Regions from separate parts of the Mus musculus genome. Here region 2 is linked to region 1. The links are chromatin contacts, found by Hi-C or POLR2A ChIA-PET in ENCODE. All regions are on one chromosome and are shown on one strand. Each heading gives the region's core, a stretch centred on a gene start or an enhancer-like site at or near the end of the contact. The rest is flanking DNA. Distances are from core to core; before and after follow the strand shown.

What was found. Hi-C counts contacts between places; a loop is a spot of excess contacts on that map. ChIA-PET counts read pairs that join two places held with the same protein, here RNA polymerase II (POLR2A).
Region 2: a map of heart shows a loop between it and region 1 (5-fold over the local background). The contact joins the promoter of Eif5a here to the promoter of Kctd11 in region 1. A Hi-C loop is called at or near these places in 8 of 37 maps with a recorded cell type or tissue (CH12.LX, heart and v-Abl transformed pro-B cells). POLR2A ChIA-PET finds 5 or more read pairs at or near these places in 5 of 5 experiments (Patski and embryonic stem cell).

Annotation. Positions count from the first base shown.
Region 1 is chr11:69,878,425-69,884,040 of GRCm38, forward strand. Kctd11 (potassium channel tetramerisation domain containing 11) reads right to left here and starts at 2,561. Exons shown (of 1, transcript NM_153143.4): 1 at 1-2,561. The coding sequence starts at 1,786. The coding sequence ends at 1,088. Acap1 (ArfGAP with coiled-coil, ankyrin repeat and PH domains 1) reads right to left here. Exons shown (of 22, transcript NM_153788.3): 18 at 5,160-5,332; 19 at 4,161-4,270; 20 at 3,958-4,068; 21 at 3,558-3,607; 22 at 3,143-3,301. The coding sequence ends at 3,201. Mir6924 (microRNA 6924) reads right to left here and starts at 3,670; the gene lies at 3,608-3,670.
Region 2 is chr11:69,917,190-69,922,681 of GRCm38, forward strand. Eif5a (eukaryotic translation initiation factor 5A) reads right to left here and starts at 4,197. Exons shown (of 6, transcript NM_181582.4): 1 at 3,974-4,197; 2 at 1,962-2,147; 3 at 728-832; 4 at 408-539; 5 at 239-312; 6 at 1-152. The coding sequence starts at 2,126. The coding sequence ends at 250.

The DNA.
Region 1 (5,616 bases), core at 1,311-3,810:
CTGCCCAGGACAGCCTTAGGCCTTCCTTACCCAGCTATTTCCTAGCAACAGGCTCATGGTTGTCTCAGCAACCAAGAGCTCCCAGAGGTCTCAGAGGCCCAGCTAAGCCCAGAGGCTTTTACCTCTCATAGGAAGGGCCTAGTGTGACTCAAACTCAAACAAGGCCCTCCTGCCTACGTGGCAGCGCAGGCATAAACACACATGCAAACACACACACACACACACACACACATACACACACACCCTATGATTAAACTAAATCTGAATCTGCTTTTACACATACCACAGAAGTACCTGAGCCTGGAGAGTTTCTAAGCAACCCCAAACAGGCCTGGACAGGCCAAGATCACAGAAGGACCAATACACAAGCACAGGAGTCAGCAACACTGATGGGAACCAAGACAGCAGGGAGCCAGGCAGCATCAGATCTATTGACTGGCAGGCGCACACACATGAAAGAGGCCTCTGGACACCATGGTCCAGCCCCACTTCCATACAGGATCCTCTGGAATTCCAGAAGGGAGCTCTAGCCCCCGTGTTGATGGAGGTTCTCCTTGCTCCCTATGTCACCCTAGGATGGAGTGTCCCACAATAGGTGGCTTGGAACATAGTAAAGAAACCTCCCAGAGAGTCCTGGCCTCTTAATGGTTACTGTAGGATAAGATGTCAGCTCCAGTAAAGGAAACCACAGTCTAGGGAGCAGGTTACATTTGATAAGTCAAAGTCCTCCCACCTAGTGCTCAACCCGCCAGAGCTCTGCTAGGTTTAGCCTGGGCAAAGAGGTGCTATCTTACTTTGCCACACTTCTGAATACAGAGGACCCATCCTCAAGCAAAAACAGGCTAGAGAATCCACGATGCTTTCCCAGGATAAGCCCCCGCGTAGACCTTCTGGACCATTCGTGAGTCTTGTGGGGTGGAAGGGGGCAGCTCGATCTGGGAACCCCAGCTCTAGGCTCTGGCCAGGTATGGTGGAATCCCTGACTTTCATAGCTACCACACCAGTACTAGAAAGAGGTTTTAGAAGAGCCACAGGCCCCTTGGCTGACTCATCCCCCTCCTCTGCAGTCAAGTGGAGGGCAGCACCCTCAGTGGCGCACAAAGCGCAAGGATCTAGAGTTCAGAAGGTCTTCAGGGTCTGGGAAGACAGAGTCCAGGCGGAAGCCATGTTCCAGAGCCACCCGTAGCACCTCCTCCAGGAATGTAGGCGTGTTCGCTACCTCCCGACGATCTTCTGGCCCCCCAGTCCACAGTGGCTGCAGCCCCAGTCTTTGATACTCTACTTCAGGGAGTTCCTGGGGGCGGGAGGCCCACTCTAGCCGAAAATGTGGACCTCCTTCTGCCCTGTCCCCAATGGCCACACCAAATCTGTTGCGCATGGCAGCCAGACACTCAGGGTCAGTGCAGAAGAGGTTGGCTCGGAAGGTGTCCACCTGGACAGAGCTCAGCTCATAGTGGTGGGGGCCCCTTCGAGCGGAGAAGTGCACCTGGCGGGGGCTGACATCTACATCTGCATGGAGTAGGGCGGCTGTGGATGCAGGTGTACCCCGAGAGGCTTCCAATTCCCGCAGGGCATCCAGGAGGGGCCGGATCTGGTAGAAGTCAGCCTCTGCCTTAAGAAGGGCAGTTTCTCCGTACCCACGGGGCAGGTCCAGACGGCCTAGCCGCAAAAAATTGAGGATGTGCCGGAAAGCCTTGCCATCCCTGTCGATGAAGTAATGGCCATCTCCTTGCGGGTTAAGGTTGGCTGGCATTAGGGTGTCAGCCCTAAACATGGCCCCCAGCATGGAATCTGGGAAGCGAGTCAGGGTCTCCAGTGTAGTGGAATATAGTGTTCCCCCCACATTTAGGGTCACGGGACCCCCAAAGGAAGGGGGTAAAGAGGACACAGGAGGGGGGGAAATTTTGGGTAATATAAGAGACAGGCAAGGAGAAGGAAAAAGCAGATATTTGGGGGTTTGGAAAGAATTGGGTGGTAACGTTCAGACTTGCTAAGTTGGAGGCAGAGGTTGGAGAACAAGACAGTAAAGTTTGTAGCTCACCCAAGCTACTTTGGTGGTGGTTGGGGGCTTCAGGACACAAAAATCCCCGAGAGGATGAAAGAACCGATGAAAGGAACAGACGGCAGCCAGACAGGATCAGGGAGCTTTTGGTCCAGACGCTTCTGATTGTGCGTGGTCAGCGATTCCCTCCTGTACTCTTCAGACAGTGGGTTTCCGAAATTCAACCAGCAGGTGACGGTGGTGAGCACCGGTCGGACGCTGAAAGGATCAGTTTGAGTTTCTGAGCTTTTGTAGTTGTAGAGTCCACGTCGGGTTCCGAGGACCTGTTCAGAGGCCCAGCCAGGGTTAGGGGCGTGTGTCCCAAAAGATGGAGGCGCAACTGATAGGAGCCGGTAGCCAGCAGTTCTGTATGGCTTGGGAGAGGCGATGCTCTTGCAGTCAGAGCTGAGAGTGTCCCGGGACTCTGTTGGGAACAGTGTCTCAGGGCTCGGGCGTTACCGCCTTCCTGGGTTGTCGCAGCAGGCACTGAGGTCCTCTCCACCCCCAGGAAGTGGCCTAAGGGCAGCGGTCAGTGGCCCTTTAAGCGACAGTCCCGCCCCTTAGCGCCCCGCCCTACGCCCCCGTGGGCTGGCCGGGCTCTGCTATGGGTGGGAGCCGGCCTTGCCAGTGCGAGAGATGGGGCGAACAGGCTGGACCGGCCGACTGGAGCGGGGGTGGAATGATTCACAGGCTTCGTTGCGGATGTGGCCGCGACGGCCCCGCGTTCCCTGCAGATGTGCATGACCTCACTAGTACAACTTAGTCGAGGATGGAGTCTCCAGTCCATCCTTCTAGTCTGAGAGAATCCACGTCTCCGGGTTGGATCCCGGTCGGGAACTCCCGAGGGGGCGGATGCTGAGCCATCGCATTCCCGGGATGCCTTCGGGCCATCCCAGCGAGCCCAGGTTCCCACGCGGTGGCTTCCCTGGTCCCCTGGGCTCGAAAGCCCCTCCCGCCAAGCCACCGGGTGCTAGTCAACTTCCTCCTTTAGAGAAACCCTAGCCTCTTGAGTAACCACGGCTACCCGCACCTGGGTGGCCAGTGTGCCAAACACTCTGCCGGGCCCCCAGGTGGCGCACAGTAAATGAACTAAGAAAGAAGCCAAGCTGAGAGACTTTAATGGAGACTTCAATGGGGCAGGGTGGGGAGGAGCCTGGAATCACAGAGTATGGAGGTCGTGACTGCGACGGCTCAGTTTCTCTGGGTCGTCCGACGCCATGAGGGAGAAGTCTCGGAATATGTCGAGATACGTCTCGTCTCCTAAGGAAATCAGAGGAAAGACTGGGAGGCTGGACAGCCGGGCTACACAGTAGGGGTGGTCCTGGCAGGGTAAGCACTTTAAAGTGTGGGTGCATCCTAAGTACAGTACCTTTGTTCCACAGGTCAGGCACGTTCGCTGTGCCCAAAACATGTTTGTTGAATAAACAATGGTATTAATGCAGTTGGGTACTAAGGGGTCAGGCATTTCGGTATGGACCTGGGGTCGGGGTCGGGGTGAAATACGTGGTTACTTTACCTGCCTGGCCCTGGGCCGCTTCAGCCTCCCTCATCTTTGCCAATCGTAGCCTGAAGGGTGGGGATTAAGGAGTAAAAGACCTGGAACTTCGCCAAATCCCCATCCTCTGTCCAATTCTTGAGTTGTGTCACTCCTTAAAAATGTCTGTCCATAACTAGTGCTTAAAGATAAAAGCTTACACTCACGAACATTTTTGCAATGTTGGTGTCCTAATAATGGCTCCCCAGGTGAACTCTCAGTATCTCACCCAACTGGTCCATGCTCCTGCTCCACACCCCTCTCCACACACACACACACACACACACACACCCCAGACCTCACCCTCCAAGTCAGGTTTTGACGTTAGTCTCACCCCAACGAGGACTGTCCAAGCATCAGTCTGCCCCTTCGGCATACTCACAGGGTTACGATGTCAGCATTAGTGGTTTCCATTGCGATAGTCAGAGGGTCCCTGCCTTCTGTGTCTCGAGCCCCCAGATCAGCACCCCGTTTCAGGAACAGGCAAGCGAGCCTAGAGAAGAGAGCTAAATTCAGCAACAGGCATCCCCCAATTTCACTCCCAGAAAGCTTCCTCCCCATGGTGCCATTTCCATGGCTCCCTACCCTGTGTGACCAAGAATGGTGGCATGGTGGAGAGGACCCCGGCCGGCACTGTCTGCTTGGTTCACATTCGCCCCATTTTGGAGGAGAAACTCGCAGGCCAGAAGAGAGTTCTGCATAGAGATCAAGAAGATGGCATTTTTAGAGGTGGATTTTTGGATGTTTCAGGGCTCAGTGAGGTGTCAGGCTTGGTCCTCGACCTTTAGATGCTCATATATTAAATCTATCCCGGGACTGGAGAGATGTCTCAGTGGTTAAAAGCACCAGCTACTCGTCCAAAGGAGTCAGATTCAGTCCTAAGCACCCACAATGCCTGTAACTCCAGTTCCAGGGAACCCCCTCCCATATATATACATGCAAGCAAAACACCAATGCACATTAAAAAAAAAGCCAGGCAGTGGTAGCACATGTCTTAATCTAAAGCCCACCACTCAGGAGGCAGAGGCCAGCAAATCTCTGAGTTTAAGGCCAGCCTGGTCTACAGAGTGAGTTCCAGGACAGCCAGGGCTACACAGAGAAAATCTGTCCCTCCCCAAAGCATATCCTGCACCCTGATGAGTCATGCTGTCCCTCTTTTTTTTTTTAATTAAAGATTGTTTTATTTTTATTTTATGTGTATAGGTGTTTTACCTACATGTATGTCTGTGTGTCACATGCAGTGAATGAGGGGGCCAGTAGAGGGCGCTGGATCTCCTGGCACTGGAGTTACAGTTATGTGCTGCCTTGTAGATGCTGGGAACTGATCCTGAGCAAACGCAGCATGAGCTCCTAACCTCTGAGCCATCTCTCCGGTCTGCTTCCTTATTTTACATTGAGGAGACTAAGTCACAGGGATATTGACAACTTGTTTAAAAGCTCATGTAAGTAGCAGACGAAAAATCTAATTCACCACCTCCAAATCACACTTCAAACACTTAGTCTATATTATTTATCTTGCCCTATGGGAAGGAGACCCCAGGGAGAGCTCTAGGGTAGAGTTGGGGAGGTCAGCATGGTCCTCACAGCAGCTGTGGCCCGGATCAGAGGTGTGGCATTCCCCTGGCCCACATTGACCCAGTTGACATCAGCTCCATGGGCCAGGGCATCAGCCATGGTAGGAAGAGATGGGGGATGTCCAGCAGCTTGAAACAGCAGGGCCCCAGGGTGCAGGCTTCCCATGTCATCAGACGGGCACTCTGTCAAGTGGATTTAATTCTGTTAAGGAGTATCAGTGCCGGGTCTAGAAAGAAAATCTTCAGCAAAGTCCCCAGGTGCTGCAGTGGGATAAGTCACGTCCAAATTGTGGGGAGTCCCTTGTGACTCAGAGCTGTGGTGAGAAACGGGAGCGCTGTGGATGTGTATACGTGTTGGTATGTGTGTTGTGTGTGTGCAGGGCCCTGGGTGTGGAAGAGATAGCATTGCTCATCTCCCCAGACTGGCTGGATGCCAGAGGTGAGCTGACTCCCTGACAGATTCAGTG
Region 2 (5,492 bases), core at 2,947-5,446, 40 kb after region 1:
GTCTCCCCGACAGTTTGAGGGGGTGAGGAAAACCAAAATAAAACGTCAAATAAATTTGAATAGGAGTCCAGCCAAGGGCCCAGCCAGAGCAGAACCTGGCTGGGGGAGGGGCCTCTGTAGGCTCATGGATCACTGCTGCCACCACCGCCACCCTGGGCAAGAGAAAGAAATCATGTTTAAGATATAGGATGTAACTTCAACAGTAAGTGTGGGGACAGTGGGGGGTGCGTTCTCTCACCTGGAAGCCGGTTATTTTGCCATGGCCTTGATTGCAACAGCTGCCTCCTCTGTCATGGCAGACAGCACTGTGATCTGGAAAAGCAAAATGACAGTCCAGAGATGCCTTAACTGAAAGACTTCGAATTAAGGATCAAAGCAGCATACAAAGCAAGGAGGGGGCATCGTACCAGGATCTCTTCTCCACAGTCATACTTCTGCTCAATCTCCTTGCCAAGGTCTCCTTCAGGCAGACGAAGGTCCTCTCGTACCTCCCCACTGTCCTGGAGCAGGGATAGGTACCCATCCTGGATGCCAATCAGCTGGGAGAAGTTAAAAGCAGGTACAAGTAGGTTAAGTATAAGAGAATGGACAGACCAACTACAGTGACAGCAACTTCCTTCACTCCACAGCCTTTACCAGCTCCCTCTTTCCCCACAAGGTGCAGTCAACACCGCCCCCACATACACACTCTTCTAAGCCACCAATCATCTTCATCCTAATAACATACCTGGAAGTCATTCCGTTTGATGTTGGGGACATCCATATTATGAGTTGACGGGCAGATATCTTCATATTTCTTCCCAGTAAAAATGTCAATGCCAACCAGATGGACCTGTGTACATATATCATAAAGAGAAACCCAACAAATCAATTTTTGAAGTATGAGACAAATGTCTGTGTCACTTACTGCCTGAGAGGTGAGCGTGCCATGTTATGGGTAAAGATTAAGGAATTATAAATGAACCAAGTGAGAAAGATATACTAAAGTCTTCAAGGTCTTAAAAGATCACATCTGAAGGTTAGCAAGTGAGGGAAGTCAGTCTCAGGGAACTCATTTACATCAAGTCTCAAAAACTGACTGGCAAGACCTGAGGATATCACCCAACTGCTCACAACACTTGCCCAGCAGCACAGGGCGTTGGGTCCGATGCCTAACACATAAGCCAATCATGGTGACACATGCCTGTAATCCCAGCACTAGAGAGGTAGAGGTGGAAGGAAGTTCAAGTTTGACGGTACCCTGGAGTACATGAGACCGTTTTATTTTATTGGGGAAGTATCTGGGGAAAAGTTTCTTGGACAAACGTGGACAAGTGGAATAGGCTGAGAAAATGAAGCAAAGGAATGTAAAAGATCTGAAGACGATAACCCAGGAGAAGAGCAGAGGGACTGTGCAGTCAGTATGCAAGGAAAACAGAAGAGGAGCACGCCTTATATTTAATGTCAACAAAGGATAGGAAATATAACACAAAAATTTCAACTAGTCAGAAAGTCTAAGCTAAGAGAAAGAATGCCGTCTTAAGTAAACCAAAGAACAGTGGACAGTCAGCAGAAGGTAGAGGACATTGAGATTTATCACAACCCCAAAGGGGAAGCCAGAATTTGAAGGAGCAGCAGCAGTGATTAGAGAATGCAGACTGGAGCACCCCAAGAATGCTGCCTTGGGAGGAGGGGTCCTTGACTGGAGAAATCCTGGACAAGGAGCCCAAGGTCAAGAATAAGAAACTGAATATACAAACCAAAAGAAAACTAGCACAAAGAGGGAGGAAAAAAACATAGCATGACAGGTACCCTACAGAAGAAACTGGGAACAGTTTAGTTTTAAATTGGAGCAAAAAACTGGGTGCTGAACAAAAGGAAAACAGCAAAAGGGGTCAAGACTAGAGCCAACAGTTCACTGCCCAGAGTCCTAGGGGTGTGGGAGCTGCAGGGAAGGCAAGATGTTGAGAGGTGATTCTAACCTTGGCATGGCCATGCTTGCCAGTCTTCGAAGTAGACATCTCGACGATCTTACATGGCCGGCCTTTGAGCACCACAAAACCATTCTTACGTAATGCTGAGCACTGCATTGGGAAGGTGGCTGAGGCCCCTGCATCTCCTGTCTCGAAGTCCAAATCATCTGCCATTTTAAGAGGCTTCGATTCCAACTAAAGCCAAGAAGAGAACTAGGGTCAGTAACGATGGAGGTTAAATGAGATCGCTGATCTATCCCATTCCTCCCTAAAACACTGATCCACTTCCCCTTCATTCATTACCCACCTAAATAAAGTTGCATTTCCTGCTTTGAAACTGGAGTCAAACATATTGAAGAGCTTGAGTATTGGGGGTAAAACAGCTGGGGATCCCCTGGGCCCCCACAATGACATCTAAAGTTGTGGCTAGGGAAAGGAAGCCTCCTGGGAGTTGGGATGCCAAATCCCAGAGATGAGGAAAGGGCTACTTCCCGGGAGCGAGTAGGACTCAGGTGTTACTCGCCACTGAAACCAACCACCCCCTCTTCCCCACACTCTGCCAGGACTATAATTAGGTGAGCAGCAATGAGCCAGCTGAAGGGCGGGGCTAATGGAGGGGTGGAGACGGAGGACAAGGCCCCACCCAGTTGTTACACCACCCCCCCACCCTGTCCACACACAAGCCAGTCATTGGTACAGGAAACCACAAGGCCTCTTTGGGGGATTCCCGCCTCCAACGTGCACTTGCAGATGCAGTCAAGGGAGAGAAAGTAGTTTCCTAAAGGATCCCACTGCCAAACATTTCGATCTCAGTTCCCGAAGGGAACTCAGCCTTTTGTCGATGGCCCTCCCACTTTTCCCAGGATGCACCAGTCCTGTCGGCTTTTCAGGCCCAGCCTGTACAGTCAGTAGAAAGTGAGGGGTGGTGAATGACAATAAAATGAAAGCAAAAGATTCGTAGTAGTAATAGAAATCGTACTAGGCTGGCAGAGTAAAGGACTTTAAAACACAGTAACTCCCAAACAAAACACGACAGGGAAGGCACTGGCATGGTGAAGATCGAAGATCACCGCAGGGGAACTAGAAGCTCACTACTTTCAGGCGCTGTCGGCATGGGCCGAGAAAGAGTTGGGCATCAGTCCAATCGCCCTCAGTTTCCCCACTTTTCCCGGTTTCCCCAGCAAAGCAGTACCACTTACATCTGGCTGGACGTCTCACTTCATATGAAGACTGAGGGATGAGCTCCAGAGGCCCATGAGGCTGGGGAACACTAACATATGCCTGCAACGGGCCCTGCGGGATGAGTGAGACCCAAGGGTAGGGTCTCTCCCGCACGCCAAAATCCAAGGCTCCGGAGAAACCCAAAAAAGACCAGAGCTCCTTGCGCTGAGGGTTGCCGGCTCGCGCCCACCATGTGGTCGCCCGGGGCTTCCGGTGGCCCGGGCCAGGGGGGAGGGGTCCCCGTGCAGCCATGCGGCCCCGGTCAACGTTCGGCCGCATGGCCTCGGACCCCGAGGGCAGCCTCCAATGGGGAACACTTCCGGTGCTACGGCTGCCCCTGCCCCAAAGCTGCGCCAGGCCAGGACCATGCCGCCTCCCCTCCCCCCGCCGGCCGCCAACCCCCTCCACATGCCCTCACCTAACAGCCCCCTCCCCCACCTCACGTGGCCGCGCAGCGCCGGTCCTCAACCGCACAGGAGCCTTTGCCCTGTCTGGGCCGATCTGGCCCCGGGCCCTCGCCCCGGCGTGGCCGCCTGGCGGCCTCTCCCGCGTGGCGGCCTCGCGGCTCGCCGTCCCCCGCCCTGCGTCGCTCCAACGTCACCCGGCCGGCCCCAACCGTCACCCCTCGCGCCAACCGGGCCCTGCACCCGCCTCTCCGCACCTCGCGCCGCTCCCTCACCGAACCCGTGCGGCGACAGCCGCCGCTCCCTTCTGCCCCCCTCCCCGACCCCCGCGTAGTTCCGTCTCTCGTTCGTAGCTCAAACCGAGGTTACGCGCAGGCGCGCCCTGCCCGCTCTCACCTCGCGCGAACGCACTGACTTGACCTGGTCCGCTCGCCGCGAGCCCAACTGCTGCCTCCGAACCCGCTACTGTGCTGCCGCCGCCGCCGCCGCCGCCTCTAGCGCCGCCGCCGCTGCTGCACACGGGTCTTAGTACGCAGGCGCCGACTCCCCACTGACCAACCAAGCAGCCCTATGACAGCCGCGCAAGCGTGCTAGGTAGCTCCACCACCTTCCACCCCCGCACTGCGCAAGCGCATGGACCCTCCCCGATCTCCACCCTCTCTCCCACCTACCCATCGGATGACGCACACACGTGACCCCGCCCCTTTCCAGTCCGTAGTGCTTCCAACCAGTCGGCAATGCGCAGGCGCACCGGGTTTTTTTTTTTTTTTTTTAAATCCCTTCAACCTCTTCTTCCCTCCCCTTGAGCGACAGCTCGCTCTACCGGGCAACCCTTGCGGCTGCGCAATACAGAACCCTGCACTCCACACCCTCCGAAGGAAACGCCTGGGTCTCAACGCATGCGTGTTAGGAATCCTAAACGCCCCTTCCACCTCAGACGTCGTCCCTACGCGGGGTGTTGAAAAGACCACGCCACTGTGCTGCTTGCGGCGTCAAGAACGCATGCGTCTGAGCAGGCGCCACACCTCGGCTTTAACTGGAATTGAACAACTCACAAACACGTTTCTGAGAACCTTTCTAGTTAGGTGTGTGGCTCTTCTCCGAATCGCTGTCCCAGCTCTGCACGTGCTCAAGAGACTGCTTTCCGTGGGAGACTCTGCTCTCACGCTAGTGTGGTCGGATTACAACCATCCCGGCTTCGGTACTTTACACAACTTGTGCGCTATAGTTTCAGTATCCAGAGCTATCCGATACAAGCCACCATCTTGTCTAAACCCTGGTTAGTGTTGATTCCTAAGGTTCGCATAGAAGCTTTTCCTTTCTAAATCCTAAATAAAGAGAACTACATAGCGTTTCCGATTGTTTTCCCAGGTCGGCTTGAGGTTTCTAAAAGGAAATGTCTAATGTTTCTTCCAAAATCAAACTCCCTATGAGAAGAGTGGCTCTGGACCAGGCGACACAGACTTTATTGCCAGATCGCTAGGAGGCTGAGACTTGTTATAAAGCCAGCACATAAAGTTGGTCTTGAAATTTATGATGCCTGTAATCTCTGAGTTTGAGAAACTGGAGCAGGAGAATAGAAAAAAACAAAACAGTGCAATATTAAATTACTTTGACGTTATCTAAAGATGAGCGATCAGGATTCCTACTCCTTAGATAATGCAGGCGTGGTGGAGCACTCCCTTAATCCTGTAAGAGCCAGGTGGGTTCAAGGCCAGTCTGGTCTGTACAGTGTGAATTCTTGACTCAAAAGCAAAACAAAAAAATCTGGTCTAGGAATCTAAACCTTTTTGGTGGTAGTGGTGGTTTTGTTGTTGTTTTTCAAGACAGGGTTTCTCTGTGTAGCTCTGGCTGTCCTGGAACTCACTCAGTCGACCAGACTGGCCTTAAGATCCACCTGCCTCTGCCTCTCGTG